Regions from separate parts of the Mus musculus genome. Here region 1 is linked to region 2. The links are chromatin contacts, found by Hi-C in ENCODE. All regions are on one chromosome and are shown on one strand. Each heading gives the region's core, a stretch centred on a gene start or an enhancer-like site at or near the end of the contact. The rest is flanking DNA. Distances are from core to core; before and after follow the strand shown. Region 1 holds the start of Hspa8 (heat shock protein 8). Region 2 holds the start of Piwil4 (piwi-like RNA-mediated gene silencing 4).

Region 1 (4,784 bases), core at 1,327-3,826, about 26 Mb after region 2:
TGCACTAATCTACAACCCCCTGTCTTGCAGGGCCTCAAATGTCCCCTCCTCCTTTTCTGTCTCTTGATAAGTGAGATTATAGGTTGGCTCCTGAGATGCCTCGGCTGGAATGGTCATCTGATAAAGTGAAGCCTGGGGCCACTAAGACTCACTAGAAGCCGGGCATGGTGACCCACGCCTTTAATTCCAGCACTTGGGAGGCAGAGGCAGGCCAATTCCTAAATTCCAGACCAGCCTGGTCTACAAAGTGAGTTCCAGGACAGCCAGGGCTACACAGAGAAACCCTGTCTCAAAAAACAAAAACAAAACCAAACAAACAAAAAGACTTCACTAGAGTTAGTCAAGTCTTTTCCCTGTAGATGGGGTTTCTGGTGAGATTCCTGGAAGCTTGCAGGCTCATGGCTGGGAAGGTAGAAGGGTACTAAGGAGTTGTTAATTTGCTGGAATTCTTATTTTTCCACTGGCAAGAGGCTTCAACTGGATTGCCAGGCAAGGGGCCTGCTCTCTCCTTCTCCTACCCTCAGCATTTCCTGTCTCCCCATGCTGCCTCAGTTTGACTTCTTTTGAGACGGGGTTTCACTGAGTTGCTCAGGCAAGCCTTTGTTTGGGCAGGGCAGGGCAGGCAGGCCTTGTTTTAGACTCTGGAGTCGCAAGGGTCACAGGCCTGAACCACCCACCTCCCATCCCAGAATGTAAGCTTGTGAAACAGACTCCGGCTCTAAATTTTTAAAAATTTACTTACAGACTGACAGTCTCATATATCCTAACTTCTGTCTAGCAAAACTTTTGATCCTTCTCCTCAGTGCTAACTAAAAGCTCGAACCACCACACCTTAGCTTAAAGAAAAAAGAAAAAAGTGGAGAGGGTGATTCCAAGAAAAAACAGTTGTGTCTATTCCTATAAGTAATGTCTCTGTGTCTCACTTTCCCTCAGGTTTCTAATATGGGGTACTACATACCTTAGAAAAGTGTTTTGATATTTATAGAGAGCACTTTACATGTTATGTACACTTTAGGTTAGCAAAAAGCATTGTATTAAAACGATCTTCTTGAACTGCAACAGAGTTACATCCTTGTACATCCTCCCATGAACTCCAAGCCAACATTCCTCCCGAGATGCAAATACCAAAGAAAAAATTTATTTATGACTGTCTTAGTGATTACTAGCTTTTGACAAGGACAAAGAGTCCCCGGTCTTCCGCTAGCCTTCCTCACGTGGTCTGGAGACCTTCCAATTTAAACGCCACAACAGTATTCTTTAAAAAATAAAAAGACAACCTATCTAACTAATAAAGAGCTGCACTCCCTGCCTATTTGAAAGGACGCGTGGAAAGTGCTAGAGAGCCGGGTGTGACGAGGCCCGGAACGCCCAGCCTCCAGGCACTGCGGTTTCAGAGTCTAAGCACTCGCTCCGGCCATTGGCTCAGTCACGTTTTCAAGGACTCAGCGCGGCCGGGCGTTTAATTTTTGGTAAAAGTCAAGTCAGGAGAGACATTACCTCATGTTACTGAAAATAAAAAGGTCGCGATCACTCTATCAAGGACACGGGGCTGCCGGAAACCAGGAATGCCAGTGCCTAGCTCACCCACAAAGGGACAAAAAACATTTATCTTTCGTACATTTATTCCATTAACTGATGAGTCTGGTGGAGCAGAGAGGGGACAGAGGTCACGCTGTCCCCTGTGGGACAGCGGAGGTGGGGAGGGGCGTTCGGCTCAGGGGTAAGCAGAGAGGACTGGGCCATTTCTTTGATAGAGGATCACAAACGATCCTGGGGACATGTGGCGAGCCAGGCAGATCGAGCCTCCGCACTGGGGGGGGGGGGAATCGAGGTGTCCCATTTTGTGGGGGGTGAGGGGTGGGGAAAGCCAGCGAGATAGCGCGGCGGCTTAGCCTCCCACAAGCTGGCAGCACGAAACAAGAAGCCTAGCAGTGCTCCTTAGTCTCAGGCTGGGGTGGACCAAGCCCGAGGCCGGGAAACCGCCGGGCTCAGGGAGAAGGACCGAGGGTCGTGTGGGGGAGGGGCGCAACAACCTTCGCAGCCATTTTGTCCTCGCCCCACTTCCGTCTTCTCTTCCCGGACTCCCCCTCCCTCAGGCTCTTCTCTCAGGCAGCCCGGGGTCCCAAGAGGTAGGGATCCGGCCGAACGCTGCTCTCATTGGTCCGTCGCGGAGGTACCCGCCTTCCTCCCAGGGCATCCTTCCGCCCCCTCCCGCCTGCGCTGCCGGGTCGCGCACGCGCACTCGCCGGCGACCCTCTCCCCTCCCCCAGCAGCTCTGAGTGACAGAGGACTCCCGCGCGCGGGCTCCCGGCGCCCCGCCTTCTCCGCTCCCCCCGGGCCGTTCCCAGAGCGGGGGCGAGCGTGAAAGTTCCAGAACGCCGCGGTCGTGCGTCATCGCGAGGCGGGGCGGGGAGAAGGCGGGACCTAGGCGAGCGTTCTGGCTCTTCATTAGTGCAGTCGGCAAGGGCTGGTCGTCCATTGGCTAAGAAGCTATGATCGGCAGCGGGATGGGGCGGCACCCTTCTGGAAGGTTCTAAGACAGGGTATAAGAGAGAGGGAAGCGGGCGGAAACCGGTCTCATTGAACGCGGAGGCAGCTGCCTGGCATTTGTGTGGTCTCGTCGTCAGCGCAGCTGGGCCTACACACAAGGTGAGGCATGGGACTCGGGGGTTTGCGGGGGTCCGGGGTGGTGCAGGAGTCCCGGGGAGTCTCTTAGGCGGCGGCTGCAGCTCAGGCCGTCACCACCAGGGACAGAGACTGCAGCAGATCCGGAGGATGGGCTGAGTCAGGGCGGCGCCGCCATGGCCTTGTGGCTCCGCGTGGCGGGGGAGGGGAGCCACAGGCGCCCTGGTCTTTTTATCCTGTCTGTGACTTCAAATATAAGGCTTCTGCCCGGCGCCCACAGGGCAGGGCCCCCCGAGGTGGGAAAGGGGGATCCTGGCTCCCGCGGTGCGCGGTCCGGGTGGGGGGGGTTCGGGGGGCGCTCGGAGGTGGCCACGTGCTCCACCATTGTCGCAGACCTTTAGGACAGATGGTTCCTTGAGCCTTGGGCGGGCTGTGCCAGGCTTGGCACAGACCACCTATACTGCAGCACTGCTGCCACGAGCCTGCCGCGTGGCTTCAGGTGATAGGTCTGGGTCACCAAGTCCAGACCCACTGCGGACTGGATAAAAGCCGGAAAGCGAGTGCTTAGCCCCCCTCCTTTTTTTTTCTAATAGCAACCATGTCTAAGGGACCTGCAGTTGGCATTGATCTCGGCACCACCTACTCCTGTGTGGGTGTCTTCCAGCATGGAAAGGTGGAAATTATTGCCAATGACCAGGGTAACCGCACCACGCCAAGCTATGTTGCTTTCACGGACACAGAGAGATTAATTGGGGATGCGGCCAAGAATCAGGTTGCAATGAACCCCACCAACACAGTTTTTGGTAAGTCGCCAGCATCTTTGTGCCACTAGCATGAGTAAAAGGGCTGGGGGGCAGGGCATTTGGAATGTAGAAACAGATCTGCCTTAATAACTGCAGCCTGAGATTGCAACTGTTTAAATATGACAATATAAGGCCACAAGATTTTAAATATGGGCCTTGGCTTCCTGCACTAGAGATTACGTCCATCTAGATGGGTGCTGCAGGTTTTTGTTTTCTGTTTTTTTGGTTTTTTTTTTTTTTGCAGTGATAGGCACTAAGGAGTGTGATGAGGTATGTTTAATATTTTACAGATGCCAAACGTCTGATCGGGCGTAGGTTTGATGATGCTGTTGTTCAGTCTGATATGAAGCACTGGCCCTTCATGGTGGTGAATGATGCAGGCAGGCCCAAGGTCCAAGTGGAATACAAAGGGGAGACAAAAAGTTTCTACCCAGAGGAAGTGTCCTCCATGGTTCTGACAAAGATGAAGGAAATTGCAGAAGCGTACCTCGGAAAGGTGGGTTTTTTTTTTAACAGGTGCCATTTGAGATGGGTGTTACCTTTATGTTTAATTCACACATTCTGATCGGGAATTTGCCAACCAAACAATTGTGCAATTCATTGTTTTTTAGACCGTTACCAACGCTGTGGTCACAGTGCCCGCTTACTTCAATGACTCTCAGCGACAGGCAACAAAAGATGCTGGAACTATTGCTGGCCTCAATGTACTTCGAATCATCAATGAACCAACTGCTGCTGCTATTGCTTACGGCTTAGATAAGAAGGTAGGCATTTCAAATCAAGTACAACTTTGTTAGGGTTAACTTGCCAGAAACAGGCCTGAGCTAAGAATGTCTTATTTGACAGGTCGGAGCTGAAAGGAATGTGCTCATTTTTGACTTGGGAGGTGGCACTTTTGATGTGTCAATCCTCACTATTGAGGATGGAATTTTTGAGGTCAAATCAACAGCTGGAGACACCCACTTAGGTGGAGAAGATTTTGACAACCGAATGGTCAATCATTTCATTGCTGAGTTCAAGCGAAAGCACAAGAAAGACATCAGTGAGAACAAGAGAGCTGTCCGCCGTCTCCGCACGGCCTGCGAGCGGGCCAAGCGCACCCTCTCCTCCAGCACCCAGGCCAGTATTGAGATTGATTCTCTCTATGAGGGAATTGACTTCTATACCTCCATTACCCGGGCTCGATTTGAGGAGTTGAATGCTGACCTGTTCCGTGGCACACTGGACCCTGTAGAGAAGGCCCTTCGAGATGCCAAGCTGGACAAGTCACAGATCCATGATATTGTCTTGGTGGGTGGTTCTACCAGAATCCCCAAGATTCAGAAACTTCTGCAAGACTTCTTCAATGGAAAAGAG
Region 2 (5,365 bases), core at 1,451-3,950:
ACAAAAAACCAAAAAGTTCATACTACCATAGAATTGTGGTTCTTTGAAACTGAAAGGATAGGAAGTGGAGAGTTATTTTTAACAAATAAGTTTCAGTATTACCATACAAAAGAGTGCCAGAGATAGATGCCAGCAGTAACTGTACGATAAGAGTGAGCTTAAAACCCTGGGACTGGGGCTGAAGAGACGGCTCAGTGGTTAAGAGCACTAGAGGTCTTGAGTTCAATTTCCAGCAACCACGTGGTGGCTCACAACCATTTGTAATGGGATCTGGTGTCCTTTTCTGCTGTGTCTGAAGAGAGCCACAGTGTACTCACATACATCAAATAAATAAATGCATCTTTTAAAAAAAAGGAAGAAAACAGAACTGTACACTTAAGAGTTAAAAGGGGAAAAATCAGGTTATATGTCTATTACTGTAAAGGATGGACTGTCTGCATGCTGAGTTACTCATGATAATGTCACAGTGGCAGAGGCAGGCAGGCCAGCATGCTGCCTCTCACAGCAGGCCTTCTGTGTCACAAGCACATTCTCATTGCAGTTCAGATCAGACCACACCAGAGATGGACTCTGAGAGCCTGTGGCACCTCAGCGCTTACAGCTTACTGACCAGAAATCAATAACTTCCCTGCATGTTCACAATACAGGACGTGGTAAACAGCTTTCACCCAGGGATATGAAATGCACTATGTTCTCAGATTCGTTTCAACCCTCTAGAATCAGGGGCAAACAAATGTCTCTTATTGAAGCCCCTCAGTCTATGGTACTTCCTCACGGCAGCCCAGGCAGAACCCAATACACCTGGCAAGGCAACTTAGGCTGTGTGGCCCGGAGTGGACAAGACCCCTGGAACTGAACCAGGCTTTGCAAGGAGGACTGATGGAAGGATCACAGTTGTGTGTCGCTGGTTTCTCCCATCCTGGAAAATGGGCACTTTGATGTCACTGCTCTGTATTTTTGGAATGTGTTCTTCAAAGGCTGGGAATGTACCTCAGTTAGCAAAGTGCTTATTTAGCAAGCACGAGACCCTGAATCCAATCCCCAGAACCATATAAAATGGGTCTGGTGCACCTGCAGCCAGAACTGAAGGGCTGGGGAGGGAAGAGGAGAGTCCGAAGTTCAAGGTCATTTTCAAGAACACAGTATGAGCTTAGCTGGGCTCGGAACACTCTGTCTCCAGGTTGGTGGGGTTTCAAAATGATTCGCTGAGCAGAAGGAATCAGAAGATGGCTTCCCCATCTGAATCCCGGTGTCCTGAGGAACACCAGGACGCCAGCGAAGCCACAGTGAACTTCTGAGGAGGATCCCTCAGGGAACCGTTGCAGAGCAGGCGGTGCGGTCTGGTGTCTCGGGCTTGGTGAGTCCTCTTACTCCACTCAGGCTGAAGGAGGTCAGGGAGGCAGATCCAGAGATACTTACATGGCTGTGAAATGACACTTGTCCCACCTCCGGCCTCGCTGTCCCCAGGACTGGCAGATGTAACCTACAAAGAGGTAGGAAGTTTGCTCAGACTTAAACGAATCACAACCCATGACATTATCAAAAGACAAGAACAGTATCATGTCTCATACTGTAGATTACCATGATCCAGGAGCAGAAAACACTAGAGGTAGATGCCCTTGAGGGGCAAGAGGGAGGTGGCCATTCTCCACAGAAGGCCAAGGGGAAGCTGGAGTGCTCTCCTTGCCAAGTGCATTTAGCTGAGTCATGCTACCATCTGATAACAGACAACAGCCCCAGATAGCTACCCAGATAACAACAGCGTTAGGCCCCAGAAGTGTGAGTGAGCTATGGAAGTGGGGTGATCCCTCAGCACAGGGATGACCCCTGGGGATGAACTGAACCAAAGCCAGCTCTCAACACAGGGAAGGACAGAGACTGACACTGTCTCTGCAGAAACTTCTTTGTCCAAGAAATTATTGTATCTTGGTCTGTTTAAAAAAAAAAAAAAAAAAAAAAAAAAAAAGAGCAAAGTCAAGAGAACTCTACTAAATGATAACAATGACAAAATGATCACAAACCTGTGTGGCCTGAGTCTAAAAGGTTCTCCAAACAGTAGATGTGTCGTTCTTATTCAGTATTGTTTCTGTCTGACCACCCAGCGAACAGCCACACTCCAAGTATTTGCTGAACCAACAGCAGGTGAATCTTTCCACATCAGAATTTGAGACGATTTCTAGTACCATTTACCAGAACCAAGTGTATCACACCAAGGCAAGTGAAGATACTTCAGGCTTTATTTAGTCTGTTGGTCTGTCTTTTGCTTATTCTTTGTTTTTCTCATTCTTTCACACACAATTTACAGCGACTGAATTAAAGCTAAGAAAATAGAAGGCAGCTATGCACCTCCTAGCCAGAGTGCCTTTTGCACTTCCATGGTATCTACTTGAAAGAAAAAGGTGGGAAAGCCTCAAAGGAGTTAGACAGGCATGTAGAAGAAAACACTGCCCAGGATAGCCAAAGGAAGGATAGACAGAAGTACTCACCATGAGGTCTCTTGAGGACCGCCCCACTTCCCTAGCACTGTGGCCAGTGGTGATGCCTCGCGCTCTCACACGGGCCCGTCCACTCATGTTCCTGGGTGCCAGCGGCTTTCCAGGGCTGGTGAGCCTCAACAGGAGTGTTTTCTCTTTGGCAAAAGAGACGGTGTGGCTGTGACTCGGAGTTTGGGAGTATTCAAGCTTCCCAAGATAGTTACTACAAACAGCAACCCGAGCGTGGGTGGGCAGGGCCCGGTGGACCCCCAGAATGCGCAGGCGCATGATGGGCGCGGCAAGGCGGGGGTGGGCACCTATTAGCATTGCATGAATCTCTCTCCTTCTCTTCGTCCCTCCCTCCTCCCCTGCCCCCCTCTCTGTCTATGTCTTTCTTTTTCTTTTTTATTCTTTCTGTCTCGCTCTCCCCTATACCTTTTTTTTTGCCTTCCTCTGTGTCCCTCATTTGCTATAAATACCCAGCATACAGTCTTTATCATTTGAGGATGTATCTCTCTGCTCCTGGTTTTTAGAAATTACCCAATCATAAATGTATATAGAATGGCATCACACACCACTCTGGAAGTGTGAGGGAAGCTTGTGGGACGGTCATAAGGTGTGCTTCTCTGAGTCTTGTTAGGGTGTATCCTGAGAAGGGGTGAGGTGAAACGGGGGGAGGGGGGGAGGTTAGTAGACAGGCCATTACACAAACGTTTGGAATGACCCAAAATGGATGTAACAATTCGAATAAATCTTAAAGAAATTAGATTGGGGCTGGAGAGGGTTTAATGGTTAGTATATTCTTGTTCTTTCAGAGGACCAGGGTTTGCCTCCTAGCACCCACGAAGTGACCCACAACTGTGTGGAACTCCAGCTTCAGAGGACCTGGCACCTTCTTCTAGCATCCTTGACTCCTGTGTGCTCCCGGTGCACACACAGACCCACATATAAAAATATTTATTTTTTTTATTTTAGTTTTAAATGGTTCTTTATTCATAAACTTGATGCAAGTTTACAAAATGTACTGTACATTGCCAAATAAATCTGCAATGAAAAATAAAATTAAAAAAAAAAAACCAACCCCAAAGCATGCCAAATGTGCAGCTGTCAATCTGTTAGCCATTAGGAAATTAGAATTCAATAATGTATTCAAGATTTTGCCTTAGGTATAAGGAACTTAATAATGTGTTGAAGAATTCTGTCTTGTCACTTGTCATCTGAGCCACTGGCAATCATATATTTAGGGTAACCAAGTGACCAAGAATACCAGATATCTTTTCTGCCCTCTTAACCAACAGAATCAAGAGAAACTAACACCACACATAAAATGCACAAGTGCCACATCTCCTAGATGTGGTTTGCAAAGTTTAAAAAAAAATCTCAAATCAAATATATAAGAAATACAGTTTAACTTTGTACTGGTTTGTGCAGGAAAATGTGCTTCTGGGTTTCTTTTTAAAAGTGCTTAAATAGCTAGATTTAAATCAAACATGGTGTTTATTTGTAACTCAGGCAACGGATATACAGTCTTGTAAACTCTTAAGAGAGGCATAGCCAGAGGGATGAGGGAGAACTTCGAGGGTGACTTTACTGGAGACAAAGCACTTGTGTCAATACGGACAAGTCACCACATGCTTGTCTGTCAGTAAAGTTAGTATTGTACCAGAGGCCTGTGGGTACTATGTCAAGAGGTCTGCTGTGACCTTCCTAGAGGAGCTGGTCACTCTGGAGCAGTTTTCTATGAGATGAAGCCTTGTATTTCTGGAGGGATGCTCCAAATTCCCAGTCAACAGCTTTTGGCTAACTAACACAGGGTAGCAGAAAGGGTACAAAGCACCAGGGGAGGGACATGTTCCATCCAGCAGGCAAACTCTTAGGTTGAGGAAATACAACTCAAAAGATTCACCAAGTCCCTAAAACTGACAGATGCACTAGACCTCTCCATTCTCAACCACATAGAAGCTCTAAAGGAGAGCTGAGACACGCTCAGAGATGAGCTCCGTAGAAGGGCTCAGACTGGCTGAGTCATCTGGAAGAAAGAGACTAGTCAAGCAGCCTGGAAGAGGCACAGATCAACTGAAGGTCTGGAATTGTTGAGCTGCCTCAAGCTGTGCATTGTGCTCAGCTTCATCAAAGACCCCATCAGCAAGCCCACCCATGCTGCAGTGGGCGTTGGTAATGCAGATGTTTTTGAGTCACTTCCACTCCTGTAAGTAACCCCTCACCCATATTTCTGTAAGTAACCCCAATAAAACTCATTGGTTCACCAAGGTCTGATGTTGCTTCCGAATCTGGGGTGAGTAGATGTTTGTTAATGTCCCCTCAGGGATAGTGTCAGGTAGCACTGACCCAAGAGATGTGGAATCTGGAATAGCACCCAGCAAAGCTGCTGGTGTACCAGCCAGTTCATTGTGGATAAGAGCAGCCTCAACCATTTCCTTCCAGGAACAGGAGAGCATTGCCAGGTGTCTAAACAACAAAGAGAAAAGATGTGCAACGTGGGGATTAAAAGCAAGAGCAGGAAAAAAATTACTTCCTCCTATTTCTCAGAATGTTTGAAAGCTGGGGCAGTAAAGTCAAGTGATCTGTAGTTCAAGGCATAAATGCGACAAACTCCCTCATACACAGAGTGCTCCGTAAAACTATCTAGATTAAAGCCCAGAGTTTGAAAAACGAGGGTTATTATTTTCTAAGAAAGTTCACTCATATATAGGTGTCTTATAATGTCCCAGTGAGAGAAAAAAAGAAAGGAGAGGGGAAGGAAGAGAGGAGGGGGAAATGGGAGTACAGAGGGAAGCAAGGAGGGGGGGGCAAAGAGGAAGGAAGGGAGGAATGAAATGGTAGCACAACGTTGGTGCAAAAACACACCTCTCAACCCCAAGGGAATAAAA

The links. Hi-C counts contacts between places; a loop is a spot of excess contacts on that map.
Region 1: a map of T-helper 2 cell shows a loop between it and region 2 (25-fold over the local background). The contact joins the promoter of Hspa8 here to the promoter of Piwil4 in region 2. A Hi-C loop is called at or near these places in 5 of 37 maps with a recorded cell type or tissue (T-helper 1 cell, T-helper 17 cell, T-helper 2 cell and 1 more).

Annotation. Positions count from the first base shown.
Region 1 is chr9:40,798,700-40,803,483 of GRCm38, forward strand. Hspa8 (heat shock protein 8) reads left to right here and starts at 2,577. Exons shown (of 9, transcript NM_031165.5): 1 at 2,577-2,649; 2 at 3,219-3,428; 3 at 3,719-3,924; 4 at 4,040-4,192; 5 at 4,275-4,784. The coding sequence starts at 3,224.
Region 2 is chr9:14,737,972-14,743,336 of GRCm38, forward strand. Piwil4 (piwi-like RNA-mediated gene silencing 4) reads right to left here and starts at 2,701. Exons shown (of 20, transcript NM_001368831.1): 1 at 2,487-2,701; 2 at 1,420-1,483. The coding sequence starts at 2,573.